Linked DNA regions of Mus musculus: region 2 is linked to region 1. The links are chromatin loops, found by intact Hi-C in ENCODE. Cell type or tissue: left cerebral cortex. All regions are shown on one strand.

Region 1 (8,000 bases):
CAAAAGGATATGGAGGTCAGTGCGTGTGAACTGTCCCAGATAATTTAAAGTGACTTAAGATGGCTTTCCTCAGTTTCTCCTGCTTAAATAGCAAGTTCTGAGTTTGATGCTGCCGGCCCAACACCCTTTCAAGTTGTGTGAATGGTTTTTCTAGGTCTTTTGTTCACATGTTTGATGTTATCTTTTGTAGAATTTTCTAGGGGCTCCAGGCTGACCACAGAAAACAACCACTTCAGGTCAAACACTGGCCACAACCTAGTATTTTCAGCCCACTTCCGATTACTCTGGGTTGCTCCCAGTCAGTCAAGGTGTTGTGTTATTTCCCAACAGTGCCCCTGTTTAGCCTGTTGTCAAGTCTCACCCATATCAGCATGAGCTGTTCATTCCTCAGAAAAGTTCTCCCTCGGAGCCACTGTGAGAGAAAATAAAGTACCCTAGGGCCCATGTTCCAGTCACCCAAACTGTACAAGGCAAGAATAGAGCTTCACTGTTGAAACTCGTACTTACTTACATTTCCACTGATAGAAACCCTGGTCAAGAAGATGTGTGTTCAGCTGTGGCAGGCAGAAGCCCACAGATCACCACTAGATCCTCCCAACAGGAAATGGCCAGGCGCTGATAGAGACACTTTTGGAGATTGTCTGAACAGTAACCCAGACTCATCCAGAGAACCTCAAACTTCCCAAAGCAGTTGCAGCCAGATACCATGGAGAGGCGATTGAGTGGTGTCTGATAAAGCCAAGGATGGGCTGTCGGGTGAGAAGCACTTGGGGTTGCTGGCAGGGCTGCTAGCAGGCTTTAACAGGATCTGGATCTTGGGATCCAAGCAAGAGAATCCCCATGGCCATAGGCAGAGGGGGAAGAGAGCTACTGGAAACTCCTTCCTTACTCCTCAGAAGACTGCGAGCCAATGTGAAGGCTCTTGTCCCTCAGCTCAGGAGAATCCATTATAAACAACAAAGATGGCTTCATCAAAGAAGGGAGCAGGCTGGGAACACCACAGGAGACAGGACCAGAGCCCAGGAGGAGTCCTAGGAGACTGGGGCAGCGTAAAGAGTGATCATTTCAAAACAGCCCAGCTTCTACTACACCCCAGAAGCTCACCGAGTCTCCAGCAAAGTAAGTGATTGGCATGCCCTGCCCTGACACACACACTCACTCACACTAAAAATGAATTAAAGGGAAATAGTGGAATTCAAAGACATGGAGACAAAAAGGTCTATGACACCAAGTCAAAAGAAGTAGAGCATAGATAGGAATGTAAGCAAAACAGACGAAATGTGTGAAGCAATGATGGCCAGAAACCTTCCAGGTTAATGGAAAGAAAGCCGTGGTGGGATCTACAGGCAGCAGGGAGAACAACCCAGAAGAATGAAGATCACTCCAGGTGGGCTTCATGGGAGCAAGAACAGTGGCCTATAATGTCGGAATTCCTATAAGAATGGCTTCCAATCTCAATCTACATCCAATGGGATTTTCATTCAAGATTAAAAACAATAACAATCCTTACACACACACACACACAACAACAACAAAACTCTTCATTGCCCAGGAGAAGAGGAGAGGGTGGTGGTGGTGATGATAGTAGTAGTTTAGAAAGAAGAAAATGCCAGAGGTAGATTACAGTGATGGCTCTAACGCAATAACTGTACAGTGTTTATGCAGTGATGGCTATGTAATAACTGTACAGTGTTTAAACAGTGATAGCTATGTAATAACTGTACAGTGTTTATACAGTGATGGCTCTAACGCAATAACTGTACAGTGTTTATACAGTGATGGCTATGTAATAACTGTACAGTGTTTATACAGTGATGGCTATGTAATAACTGTACAGTGTTTATACAGTGATGGCTATGTAATAACTGTACAGTGTTTATACAGTGATGGCTATGTAATAACTGTACAGTGTTTATATAGTGATGGCTATGTAATAACTGTACAGTGTTTATGCAGTGATGGCTATGTAATAACTGTACAGTGTTTATGCAGTGATGGCTATGTAATAACTACAGTGTTTATACAGTGATGGCTATGTAATAACTGTACAATGTCTAGATAAGGGATGCTAAGCTGAGCTATGGACACAGGATGAGGTTGATGCATATTCATAGGAAAATGAGTCCTGTGGTGGTGTTTAAGGGTGTGTTGGGATTCTTTCTAAACATACATGTTAAGCCTCCAGACAATCACTGGAAAATACTCGCTTATAGAGGCTGAAAAGATGCCGCACTTCCTGCTCTTCAGCAGGTCCCAGTGCATTGCCAGCATCCATGCTGGGTGCCTCGGTGGCTCACTGAGAGCTGGTAAGTCCAGCTCCAGGGGATCTAACACCATCTTCTGACCTCCACAGGCACCTACAGACCAGTGCACGTACACACATGCATGCACTGACACAGATGCACATAACATTTTTAAATTAAAAAAATAAAGTAAATTCAAAGGATATGCAGAGAGCAGAGCACTTGGGGTTCCACCTTACCTCCGGAGTTGCTGAGCCCCTTCCTGGTCCCCAGCAGGGATCTCTTTCCACCCTCCACACCCTCCTCACTGCTGATAGCTGAGCACTAGCTGTGTCCCCTACTTTCTACCTGTCTTAAATATGCCCTCTTTCTTCACAGCTGGTTGCTCCATATTCATGTGTATTTTAAATGACAAAGATCAGAAGAGAAAGCCAATCTGTTTACTGTCACTATCTTGTTCCAAGCTGGTGGGTACCTTAAATTACACATGTCACCTCTTAGCCTGAAGGACACATGCCTCTGCTTGGGGGAGGGGGAGATTGCCTGTAGACAAACCTCTTGTGACTTTGTTCATTCACCCAAGGTGACTCGCTCACTTTTCATACACGTTCAGTGACTGTTTGGCTACCTAGCACTGTTGCCTTATTGCTGCAGACCATAAAATTAACCTCTATATATCTTTTCTTTTAATCCACACAGCTCTATAAAGGAAGTATTTTTCTTCCTCTATTTTATAGATGTGAAAATTGAGCGATAGACAGCTATAACTACCGGGGGTCAGACACTAGGTGGCAGCTCTAGAACATACTAAGGCAGCAGATGGGCGATTGGTAAGGCTTCTTCGGAGATGGCCCCTCAGCCAACACCAAAGCTCTTAAAACAACAATTCACTATAATTAATAATTGTGCAAATATGTGTGCTAGCCCTCCCCTGGCGTGAGAGGTGTAGAACCCGGGGCTTCGGTCTAATAGTCTGCATATTAGGAAAGCCCACTCAGTGGTCTGTGCGCACGGAGTTGCTAGAACCCTGTAGTTGAAGAAGTTGGAATAAATACAACAGGGTAGGACTCAGGCTCAGAAACTGTCCCATGCCCTCGTTCCTCAACACTCTCCCATGACAATCGTCCTCTGGTTCTCAGTCAGCCTCAGACATCGATTGCTACCAGCCCTCTCCTACAGACCCAGACCTGTTCGGAGGTGAGGTTCCCAGTGCTGACTGGCCACGTTAGTATTTCCAAGATGTATAATCCCTGGCCTTCATGACACCCTGACCCCCAAACAAACAAATCACGAGAGCATTCATGTCCATTTAGCAAAAAGCCTGATGCTCTGACAGGTAGAGAGCAAGACAGGAAAGTCGGGACAGGATGTGGCTAAGGAAATGTCACCATGCTGCTATACACGGTGCTTCCCATAATGCACTGGTGTTCTGTCATCATCTTCCTGTCTCTCTGGGGTCTGTTCCTGGAAAGGCACCTCAATTTAATGCAAGGGGATGGCTTTCCCAAACCTCGGCCATTTGCTTCACAGGAAATAGTGAGGCCTTCAAGTTCCCTTTCTTTGATTTGTGCATTTCACATTTGTTATAGCAGAAACCCATGTTCAGACAAAGCTGTGCAGAGTGGAACAGAAGAGAGACCAACGGCTAATGTGAGCACACCATGCCTTGTCTGTCCAGGGGAGTTGCAGGCAGTTCATGCCCAGCCGTAATTAGCCCTTCACTTGATTGGCACCTCTGGAGGCATACTGTGACAAGGCTTGTCACCCTCTGGCCTCAGTTTTCTTTGCGTTCGGAGTTCCCACCGGTCTTTGGAGTCTCAGGGGAAACATCACTGAAGCCTAATGAAGGCTCACAGCTCAGGAGCTGACCATGCCAAACAGGATACAATTGACCTTCATTAGGAACAAAGGAAGAAAGAAACGAGTAATATTAATAGTATCCATTTGCATAATTGCCTGATTGAAACATTTCTGTCTGGGGATGAATAAACTCACTTCTCAGTCTAGCCTATGCTACCTAGCAAGGGTTAGTTGACCACCCTCATTTATTTTAATTAAAATCCCACTTGGGCCAATTACTCAGGAATATACCCTTTCTCCCCAAAGCCTGTCTAATCATTAGAGGGCATTGTCCCACAGCTTGGCTGAATGTCCCCTCAGCGGTCAGTGACACCAATAGATGCTGGTGACAGGCGATTTAAGTAATGGAGAATGACTACAGACCACTGTTTGCTTTTCTCTATGGGAGCAAATTCTATGTAAGTTAATATAAACTGCCGAAATAAAGAGCAAATTTGAAATGAGACAAAATCACGGTTTCATAAATAAATAAATGTATACACACATATTTATCCTGTTATTGAGTGATGCAGGATTTGATCCTATTACGTTCAAAGAGTCTCCTCTTTTATCCCAAAGGTAATGGTGATAACAGCCCCAAGATTACTAAGGGTTTGTAAGCCCTCCTGGCTGACTACCACTAACGCTGAAAACTTGAAACTACTCCTGCATATGTTTCAAAGAAACTGGGGGAGGTGGAGAGAACCCAAAAACCTGCTGATATCCATTTGCCCAAATCTGTTTGTTATAGTTTTGAGATGACAGCCTTCACGCTTTGGGAAAGGAATTATCCAGATTCTCTTTATCTAAATGGAATAATAATTAGTTGTCTCTAATTAGCTTCCTAATTGGCTACTTGTGGGGCTTGCTGAATTGATGGCTCATTGGCTCCTGTGTCCTGTAGCTTTTCATCCAGAGAAGGAAGCCACGGGAGCCACTTCCATAGCCTACTCTGTGGCCTGAGAAAATTCCTCCTTGATCTGAACCTGCGCAGAGAGAGCCGGGGGCGTTAATCCCTTTACGAGGCTAAAGTAAAAGGCAATGGTGTGAAAATTATCTAAACTCAGTATTAGTCCCCCTTGGCGCTGATGTGCAGTTGGTTGATTTTTATTGGTATTTTATAAATGTGTGAAGAATTTTTCTATTTGATAGTCTCACATAGTACAAGAGGAGATTGCCAGGAAAAGATAAGGTTAAGGAGGCTGGAAAGATGGTTCAGTTGGGAAAGTGTTTGCCACGCAAGCCTGACAGCCTACGCTCTGCTCCTCAACCCCCATAGAAGTCCAGGCACAGTGGTGTGCTTATAATCCTCACAAACGGGGAAGACAGAAGCAGGAGGGCACCTGATCCTTGGGGCTCACTGCTCGCTGAGTCTTAACTGCTAAGCCAGAAGTTCAATAAGAAAATCTCATCTCAGAAACAAGGTAGAGAGTGATTGAGAAGGATGCCAAATATTGGCCTCTGGCCTACACAAACACACACATACATACACACCCCTATACACATACACATACACACTATACACACAGAAGAACTTTAAAAATACTTATAAGTATGCCATGGTACTATTTAACTTTCTTTTGATATAGAATCTCACTGTAGCCCAGGCTGGCCTTGAATTCACTCCATAAGTAAGGCTGGTATTGAACTCAATACCAGATCCACACTGGCCTCAAATTTAGCAATCCTGCTCCAGTATGCTGGGATTACACGAATGCAGTACTGTGCCCAGCTGCCTGCTCTTCTACCATAGTTTGTCTTTCTTCTTGCCTTTCTGTTTGAAGACAAATGATTTCACTACACTCAGATTAGATTATCTTAGATTATGTAAATAGTAACTATGCACTGTATACCTTAAAAGGCCATAAGAAAGGACTTTTTAATGTCAGCTCACACATTCATGTTTACAGGCCCAGTGAGATGAAACATTGGACCAGCGTGTCTTCACTCACCATTGAGCACGTCCATCCTGCAGAAGAGAGGAGGAGCCACTATGGGGAGACAGGAGGCAGGCTGAACACTCTCAGTAAGACTAGGAAGAAATGACTAGCTAGTCCAGTGTGTTGGAGCTTAAACAGAGTGGGGCGGGAACAAACAATGAGGTTTAAATGCAGACATGAAGCATTCAGCAAATACAAAACCAGGGTTGTGGTATCAGAACTGAGCTTTCTGGAAGATTAAGAACTGGAGCTTGTCTGGGAACCCAGATCACACCCCATGGTTGTCGCACATCTACTTGGCTGGGGTGGGCTGGTCCGAGCCTGGTGAGCATGCAATGGGAAAGGATAGGACGCTTAACTAGTAAGGGCAAGAGATAGACATTTACCTTATAATACAAAGCTGGAACGGCTAAGAGTCGGAAGGAAAATGGTGTGACCCTGGAGTGGTGACCCTGGAGAATCCATAGGAGAAATGAAAATGGAGGGCAGGACATTGGGAGTGTCAGCAGTGTCAGAGAAGGCTTTTGGAGAGGGTTAGATACCATCATGAAGGGGAAGCCGGAAGAGGAACTCAAGTCTGAACATGAAGGCAGGAACTGAAGCAGAGGCCAGGGAGGAGCCCTGTTTCCTGGCTTGCTCCCGTGGCTTGCAGCTAACTTTCATATACACTCCAGGACTATCTGCCTAGGGGTGGCATCACCCACAGTGGGCTGAGCTCTCCTACTCAATCAGCAATCAGGATAAAGCCCCCAGGCTTGCCTACCAGCCAATCCGATGAAGCCATGTCCTCAGTGAGAGTCCCTCCTCCCACATGACTCTAGCCTGTGTCAAGTCGACAGAAAACTAAGTAGCACGATGCGCATCTGTTGTGTTTTATAAAAAAGAGAAAGAAGCCGGGGATCTGTTTGGTAGAGGCACGGTGTGGTGGGGGGGAGGGGGTGCCTCTGCGGGCCCACTCTGATGCATCCCTTCTCCCTGAGGTACTAGCTATATGACAGATATAATATAGAAATAGTGTTTATTTATTATTTAGGGCATTGGGAAGAGAGTTGAGGAAGTAGTAGAGATGAGAGAGAGAGAGAGAGAGAGAGAGAGAGAGAGAGAGAGAGAGAGAGAGAGAGGCTGGCCATGAACACGTGAAGAAAGAGGGTGAGGGGAATGGGGGAAGAAGAGAGGAAGAGAGTGAGGAGGGGCAAGCAGCCCCTTTTATAGTGAGTCAGGCACACCTGGCTGTTGCCAGGTAACTGTGAGGAGGAGCCTAGAAAGAATGCTGACAGCATCGACCTGCTTGCACACTCAGGACACCTCATTCTCATTCGCACTGGGGCCCCGGTCTCCCCCTCAGCCTCTGCCAGGGCCCTGCTTCTCCATCCCCTCTTTTTTCCTCTTTTTGTGTGGATCATGCTGGTACATGAAACATCTCATCTGCCTCCTTCTAAAAGGTTCTCTGTGGAAACCTGCTAGAGACAGTGGTTTTCAGCCTTCCTAATGCTGTGACCCTTTAGTTCCTCCTGTTGTGGTGACCCCCCCCACCCATAAAATTATTTTTGTTGTTACTTCATAACTGTAATTTAGCTATTGCTATGAACTGTGATGTAAACATCTATGTTTTTCAACCCTCTTAGGATGCCCCTTATGAAAGGGTCAGTCAACCCCAAAGGGGCTGCGACCCACAGGTTGAGAACCACTCTACTAGGCGGATGCTTGGAGCCAACCATCAGGCTGAGCTCAGGGAACTTGGTGGGGGCACTGGCAGAAGGACTGGAGGAGCGGAGGGCGATTGCAACACCATTGGAAGAACAGCCTAGGTTGGCCTGAAGACCCAGTTCTCCCAGAGACTACACCACCAACCAAGAAGTGTGTACCTGAAGGGACCTTTGGCTCCAGATACATATGTAGCAGAGAATGGCCTTGCCCAACAGCAACGGGAAGGGAGACCCTTGGTCCCCAGGGAGGTTTGATGCTCCAGAGTAGGGAG
Region 2 (8,000 bases), 230 kb after region 1:
CGACTAGCTTCATGGAAGAAGGAACGTTAGCAATTGAGATGGGCTAAAAGCTAGCCTCATTCGCTCTGCAGTGAGCGGAGCTCTGAATGCCAAGAGATTCCTGGAAGAATTGAGAAGTGCTGCTCCAGGGAGCACACAGACAAACAGGCTCACGGCTGACACAGAGAACAGTGGTCCTTCCAGGTCAAGCCAGCCACCCCACTCCCTTCAAACAAAACCTAAGCAGGTCAGGGCCCTCGATCTTCAGTTCTTAGAAAAAATGAGAGGCAAGGAAAGGTATTGGAAGGTGGTTCTTAAACAGTGTCACACCATGGGCTGGAGGTGTGGCTAAACGTGGGCAGCTTCACACCATGGGCTGGGGGTGTGGCTAAACGTGGGCAGCTTTGCACCATGGGCTGGGGGTGTGGCTTAAAGGTGGGCAGCTTCACACCATGGGCTGGGGGTGTGGCTAAACGTGGGCAGCTTTGCACCATGGGCTGGGGGTGTGGCTTAAAGGTGGGCAGCTTCACACCATGGGCTGGGGGTGTGGCTAAACATGGGCAGCTTCACACCATGGGCTGGGGGTGTGGCTAAACGTGCACAGCTTTGCACCATGGGCTGGGGGTGTGGCTTAAAGGTGGGCCATGTCTACCTTCGGCCAGGATCTGGCCTGAACGAAGAAAAGAACCAAGTCAGCTGAGAGCATCGCATCCCTGACTGCAGATGTAACACGTCTTCCTCCCTCACACGTGTGACGCCAGGATTCCTCTGCCATTATTATATCCTCAGGCCATGAGCCAGAGTATAAACGCTCTCACCTTTGAGCTGGTGTTTTCTTACAGAACAGGGAAGGTAGCAAGGATAACCACTTCAATGAACTGAATCTGGAAATTCCTCACAGGCACGTGCAGAGATTGTCCCTTCAGTGACTCTAGATCCTGTCAAGTTGACTGTCAATACTAACCACATTCAATGATCTAACTAACAGTCTGGATTTTAAAGATATGTGGGAGGAGGGGGAGACAGAATGGTACATACAGCAAACAGACAATTCATTTTCTTCTCACGTATACCTGAGATAGTTATACAAACTGAACAAGCAACCAGGAAACTATCAACAATTTCCAAAAAATTTGCCATTTAGACCAAAATATTCTATTTTTAATGCAACTTAATTAGAAGAAGATAAAGTGTGTGAAGAAATGTCCCCTAGAAGACTAGAAACATATTTCTAAATAATTCACAAACACAGAAATTGAAAGGGTCATTATAAATATTCAGAATTAAAACAAATAAAAGCACTATGTAAAACTTGTGGGAATTTTAAAAAGGAACTTGCAGGGGAAGTTATAGCTCTATGAACTTGTTAAAAGCTAGAGAGAGTAGCAATAAGCATGCCGAGGACTGAATTCATGGAATTAGAATCAAGGGCAATGAGAACGGCCGGAGGAGGAACAAGGGGACAGCAAGGCTTACTGACATCACTACATTGTCACATCTGCTCTCGACCAGCAAGAACGACACGACCACCAGGTCTTCTAACAGCAGTTTATTCAGCAAGCTTCAATCGTTATCTCTCTCGCTTCATCTTTTTCTCTCTCGAACCCCGGGTCTCTCTCTCATATATACTCTCAGCCCCCAGCCACTCACAGCAGGCCACGTCACCTCACCAGGCATGCAGCTTCAGCCAATCAGGGCGGCAGGGGCACGTCTCCACCAAATATGGACTTGTTTATACCGCCAGCATCATGGTGCACCTGTGGCTTATTTTCAGGTGTATGAGGAAGTCAGGTGCAAGTCATGAGACTTGGCTGCAGTTCCGGGCGCCATCTTGGGGCTGCTGCCACACCCGCTCCTCACACTACATAACTACTCTCGTTCACCTGATGTATCTTGTAATCTATATGAAGGTGGATCACAATAAAAGTATATACTGAAAAGTCGAGAGCAACCATGAGCACTCTTTTAAGAGGAGTTATAACTTACTCTACATAGGGGAGATATAAATTCAGAAAAAAAAAACTGTCCTAAAGGAAGACAGAAAATACATGTATGTATATGTATATGCGTATGTGTATATGTATATATGTATGTGTGTATATGCACATGTGTATATGCATGCATTTAAAAACCAGGAAACATTCAGACCCCCTAGCACCAAGAATGTAGGTTAGCGGTTCAGTGACCCTGTTCCAGGACCTGGCCGACCACAAAAGTTAGATTAAAATCTTAAGAACAATCTTGAGAAGCAGGGAGTTTCCCCTTGTGACTTTTCACTGGTATTTTCAGCATTTTCCAATAACGCTCCCCCTACCACCTTGGGTTGTGGGTTTTTCCTTTAAATACCCCCTTTCTCAGCTACTTGGGGCCAAAGTCCTCTACCCTGTGTGGGATATGAGTCGACCCCAGCGTGCTGGTTCCTGTCAATAAATCTTGTGCAATTGCAGCAAGGACGGTCTCTCGTGAGTTCCTTGGACGCGGGGGGGGGGGGGGGTTACGTCATCCTGAGACTTGAGTGAGGGTCTCCCCTCTCCAGGGGTATTTCAGTATGAATGTGTGTATGTATGTGTAGATATGCATGTATGTATGTGTGTATATGCGTGTATATATATGTATACACATACACTAAGAACATATGGAACAAATAGGGGGAAAAGGCAAGATAAATTGTACTAGCACTATATTGATAATTACATTAAAATGGCCATAGTTCTTGCTTTAAAAGGCAAAGACTATCCAATTAGATGAACCGAACAGAACACATACGTGGGGGTTTCGCTAAACTCAAAGTGAAATCAAAAGAAGAAAGATGAAAATGTGTAAACCACCCAAAGCCAACTGAAGTAAGAAAACGGATGTTGGTGTGGGGTGCAAATCAGCAGAAGTGTGCTAAACAGATTAATCTCATACAGCTGAAATGGCTATGCAAATTCCAGACAAAGTGGACTTCATAGAGAGGGGCACTGCCAGACAGAAGCAGCACACTAAACCATAGTAAAAGATTTAGTAATGTAGGTGCTCAGAGCAACAGAACTGCAAAATAAATGAAGCAGAAAATAAAACAAGTCAAGCCGAAAGGTGACGACCACCGCCACTGAAAGGTGACGACCACCGCCACTGAAAGGTGACGACCACCACCACTGAAAGGTGACCACCACCACAACCCCCAGTATCATTGAGCTTTTGACTCCCCAGTCAATAACCAACAGAACAAGTAGAAGTCGAATTAGTGAGAATATAGAAGAGTTTAAAACAGATACCTATTACCTGGAGAGGTGGCTCAGAGGCTAAGAGCACTGCCTGTTCTTGCTGAGGACCCAGGTTCAATTCCCAGCACCTCCTTGGTGGCTCACAGCCCTCTGTAACTCCAGTCCTCCACAAGGGTTGCACACACATGGCCCTCAGAGTAGTCTGCTGAGTGACAAACTGTCTGTATAAAATGGAGCCATCGGGCTGGTGAGATGGCTCAGTAAGTAAGAGCACCCGACTGCTCTTCCGAAGGTCCGGAGTTCAAATCCCAGCAACCACATGGTGGCTCACAACCATCCTAACGAGATCTGACTCCCTCTTCTGGAGTGTCTGAAGACTGCTACAGTGTACTTACATATAAATAAATAAATCTTTAAAAAAATAAAATAAAAAAAAATAAAATGGAGCCATCAAGCTCATTCTGTGTGTGGTTTGTATGCATCAACAGACATGTATGTTCACAGATATGACATAAAAGAGGCACTCAGTGGTGATGCCCACATTGCTCCTTCTTCGCCTAGGAAGGGCTCCAGGATCCTAGGAAATCCCAAAGGGCTGCTGCTGGGTTCAAAAGCAGACGAATGGAGACAACCGTGAGCACAGAGTGGGCTTGAACTTGAACTATAGCGACCTTGTGTCAAAACATGGGAAGGCTTAGGTGACAGTCCTATAGGTAAAGCCTTCTGCAAGCATGAGGGCTGTAGTTGGGCTCTCCAGAACATGCACACATGTGAGTGGGTACAGCCAGACTGGGACAGGCAGTGGCTGGGGCTAGACTGGCCAGGCAGGCAGCTCTGGAGACAGTGGTGGGGAACAAGAGAGGTCACTAGCCATGGACCTCACACCTCCACACCCGTGCACGCACACATGAACCTGCACATGTGACCGTGATGACCATGCTCACAGAAAAGCAGATTCCTGTGAGGCGGGGCTCCTGGGGAACTGCTGAAGCTTGCTGGAAGCTGTGTTAACAGTTAGCAGTTTTCTTGGGCTTTCTTCTTGGGGAGGGGCTCTAGGAGGGTGGGGCACCTGTGAGCTGCAGACAACCCTACAGGGGGTCTAGGCCCGCTGTGCCTTGCCCCTGGAGCTACAGTGAAGGCAGCTAGATGCTAACTGGCTGGGCCATCCTGCTGGTGACTGTCAGGTGCTGTTTTGGCTACTGTGCACCAGGGTGTTTCTCTGGGTTGTGGCCACCCTGAGAGGAATAGAGGAGCAGGATTCCAGTGCTGGAGAACGCCAAGAGCTCAGTGCATAAAGAACAAAACAAAACAAGTGAATGACAGCAACAAATGTAAAAAACAAACCAACAAGAGCCAGCCCCTTTGCTATGTGAAGGACTGTTGGAAAAAGAGTGAAGACAGGCCCACTGTACTGGAATCCCAAAGAACTTTCCACACACCAAGAACATGTGGAAGCCAAAGAAGAGATGGAAGTCCAGGGTGGTGGACAGCACAAAAAGCCACAGTTGAAATCCTGAAGGTGATGAGGGAATGGGGAGTGGGCTGGCAAGGAAGTCTGGGCCTGAGACAGCTCAGGCAGGCAGGGGAAATCTTGGGGACATGAGAAGTTCTTGGCTCTGGAATCAGAGAAGGTTTTTGCAGAGAGAAGCTAGAATTTCAGCTTAATTAACAACTACTTGTTAATTCTCCCTTCCCAGACAGGAGCCTAGTCACCAGCAATTTCAGCAGAAATCCCATCTAGAGGAATTCTAACCCCCCACCACCCCACCCTGCCAACACACACACACACACACACACTCACCTAGTGGCTCCTGGTTTCAGCTTATCAGACTATGACTTCATCCACAGCATCTCTGGAGACAGCTCTTATATGGCTCCTACCCAGGTTTCTTAGCAACCTTTTGAGCTATCTTAGGAGTCTCCAAAAGGCTATATACGGTATAAAGACTACAGCTTACCTTCAGAGAAGCCATCCAGTGAGACCCTCTGACATTTCCCTATGTTCTTGGGAGCATGCCCCTCCTACTTGGGTGTGCCTTTCTTCTGAACAAATGCTTTTCTTAACCCTATTTAAAATGTCTTTAATGAAATCACTAACCCTGTTGACTAAACTGGCTAATACTCTTTTTAGGGTCAAAGCTCTGAGCTCCTATTGGTCCGAGTCAAAGTCTATTAAGTCTTCAGGCCAGAGGGTGGGAGCATGGAACTGTCTCATCCACTGGCCACTGAGAAGCCTAGGACCTTAGAGGGCTGTTCCAACAGTGTCCAGTGTCTGACAGACAGAAGGACCACACACTGGAAGACACAGACCTAGTCAGTAAGGACATCCAAGTGAATAAGAAGGGTCTCACCTGCAGAGAGGTTCCTCCAAGGTTCTTCTTTACCTATGTTCCCCAGCTCTTTCTTCTCCCAGGACCCAGCTGTGCCTGCAGAGAAGTTTTGCTCAAATGAGAGAACTTCACTTCACTATCTGCACCACAAATATTAGTTTCCTCCCAGAAAAGAGGCAGAGTTGTTCCCTCACCTACAAATAAAAGGCAATTTTCTCTGCGAGGGAAAACAAAACAAAAACAAAACAAACAAAACACCGGGAAAACAAGGCAAGGCAAAGGTGTCTGGCTTGTTCAGCTGCTGTAAGGTAAACAACAGCATTCAATAGCAGGTGTTGAATACCTAATAGCCCAAGGACGGCAAGAGTGCCATAAGCACGCAGAATACACACACGCACACACACTCACACACATGCACACACAAGCACACTAAGGACCAGGACCACCACGCAGTAGGTACTCAGCAGAGGCTTACTGACTTCAGGAAGGGTGAGTGCTGAAAAGACTGTAATGTCTCAGGAAGGGTGAGTGTGGGTGAAAAGACTGTAATGGCTCAGAAGCATGCATCACACAAAAGAGGCAAAGAGTTAGGAATGTGTTGTTTATAAACTTTTTATTTAAAAAATAAAATTATAAACAAAATACAGAAAAATATTGACACCTGTGTAGCATTAAAATGACTTTTCATCTTTAGGGTAATTTGCTGTTTTGAGAGAATAAAATCCTATGTTTTATAAGGACATTTTATTGGGCAAAGGAGGAATTTGCTATCTCATTAGTAGTGGGTACTTGGCATAGGTAAGACTTAATACATACATTCAACACTTCACAGCATATTCAAGTCTCCTTTCCACCTTCTATACCAACAGTGTACCTCACCAATCCCTAAGATTATTGAGTGCAATATATCATTAGAAAACAATCCTGTTCTTCCTAGGTCAACTGTATTTTCACTACTTAAATACATTCCACAGCAGTCTCTCCCCTGTTGGAGCCAAGCCTCTTCTAGACAATTAAATATGAAGCAACGGCCAGTCGTGAGGTGCCCCCTCCCTCCTCCATGAGGACAGCCAGTCCTGAGGCATCCTCCGCTCCTGGGTGCGGACACCTCTGAGAAGTTCCTGAGAGCACTCAGGCAATTCTACAGACCCACACCGTAAACCTTCCTTTAAAAGATGGTCTAACACACTACCCATCCAGCTAACAAACACATCACCCATCCAGCTAACAAAGTCCTCACTTCAAGCAGAAGACACTGAGAAAGCTGCAGTCATTCTCTGAAAATACACACAAGTTTCCTCCATTTACAAATCAGCTATGGACTCATTAGCAATTGGATTCCTGCTTGGTTTTCAAAGCCACAGGAGCTTCCTACCCTAGACTCTTGATAAGCTTTCCATTTCATTTTTAATTATACTTTTATTAAAAATCAACACAAATTACAAATAACTCCCATAACTGAAGGTACCAGAATCCATGGGGCCTGTCTGTGTAGACTGGACAAACAAAATGTCAAGATCAGAAATTCTCAACTCTCCCAGATGTGCACACAAGCTATCCAGCCGCATCCCTGCTCCTCAGTACCCCACCCCACGCCGGGCCTCTGGGCTGAGAAGAGGGTGACACACAATGGAGACACATGAATTTCACTCGGTTGAGCCAGTTGAGCCGCTGTCTTCAAGTTGTAACTTCTCCGGTACATGAGGGCTGGCAGTTGGCAGCAGGCTGCTGAGATGACATGACCTCTAAGTCGGAGTCACGAACAAACACCACCGCGTCCCCACTGACATTTATGAGACACTGTGCCTGTGGAAACAGCAGACAGAAGCTCAGACGCATGCAGGCGAGGGGACCACATGCCTGCTGTACACGGCTCTGGGAGAAAAGCGAATCCGGCAGAGCCAGTCAGGCACAGGATTAAAAACGATCTAGCAAGAGTGGAGAAAAGAAATCCAGAAAGCCCAGTGATCCATGACAAGATAGTTAAGCCTGCTCTTAATCAGAGACCTATAAGGTGACAATAAGAGGCCATGCCTTATGATTGGAAGGTGGTGAAAGCTGGATGTTGCTAAAGCAACAAATCCCATGTTCTGGAGAAGGGTGATCTGTCAGTGTCTTTCAGAGCAGAGTCTGCCCTTCCCCTAGAGAATAGTGGACAGGACTTTTTACTGCATCATCTTTATAAAAGGAAAATACCCAAAACAATAGAAATACGTTCTAGAAGAAAGGGAAAATATAGATTAGCTATGCTCGAAATACTAAACAGAAGTGAACATTATATAAAATCCTGGCAGTATGGCTGTGCCAGGCAGGCTCCATGCTGGAGACAGAAGTGTGGTGTGGAGAAGCAGGAGCACAGGGCTTCCCTGACACAAAGCAAGGCAGAGCTGAGTCATCTCAGGAAACGCGCACTTTCCACAGCGTAAGGCCCTGAGACACTGCACCCTTAGAGGACAGGGCCTCCCATCTCCGTAACTCTGTC

Evidence for each region. Hi-C counts contacts between places; a loop is a spot of excess contacts. Peaks named below come from ENCODE experiments on the same cell type or tissue, not always from the same donor. Only the 100,000 strongest peaks of a DNase experiment are listed, where the experiment ranks them.
Region 2: it touches region 1 in a loop (3-fold over the local background); 4 of 42 quality-filtered maps call a loop at or near these places.

The regions. Positions count from the first base shown.
Region 1 is chr6:142,776,501-142,784,500 of GRCm38, forward strand. Gm46981 (a long non-coding RNA gene) reads left to right here and starts at 7,205. Exons shown (of 3, transcript XR_001785407.2): 1 at 7,205-7,879. In left cerebral cortex, a CTCF peak has its summit at 3,034 (motif pointing right); a DNase peak (open chromatin) is centred at 3,045.
Region 2 is chr6:143,004,813-143,012,812 of GRCm38, forward strand. C2cd5 (C2 calcium-dependent domain containing 5) reads right to left here. Exons shown (of 29, transcript NM_001362113.1): 29 at 6,108-7,324. The coding sequence ends at 7,196. Among named protein-coding and RNA genes, the nearest start is that of St8sia1, 44 kb to the left of the region's middle. In left cerebral cortex, no CTCF peak of the experiment used is centred here; DNase peaks (open chromatin) are centred at 4,999, 7,395 and 7,820; H3K27ac peaks cover 538 bases.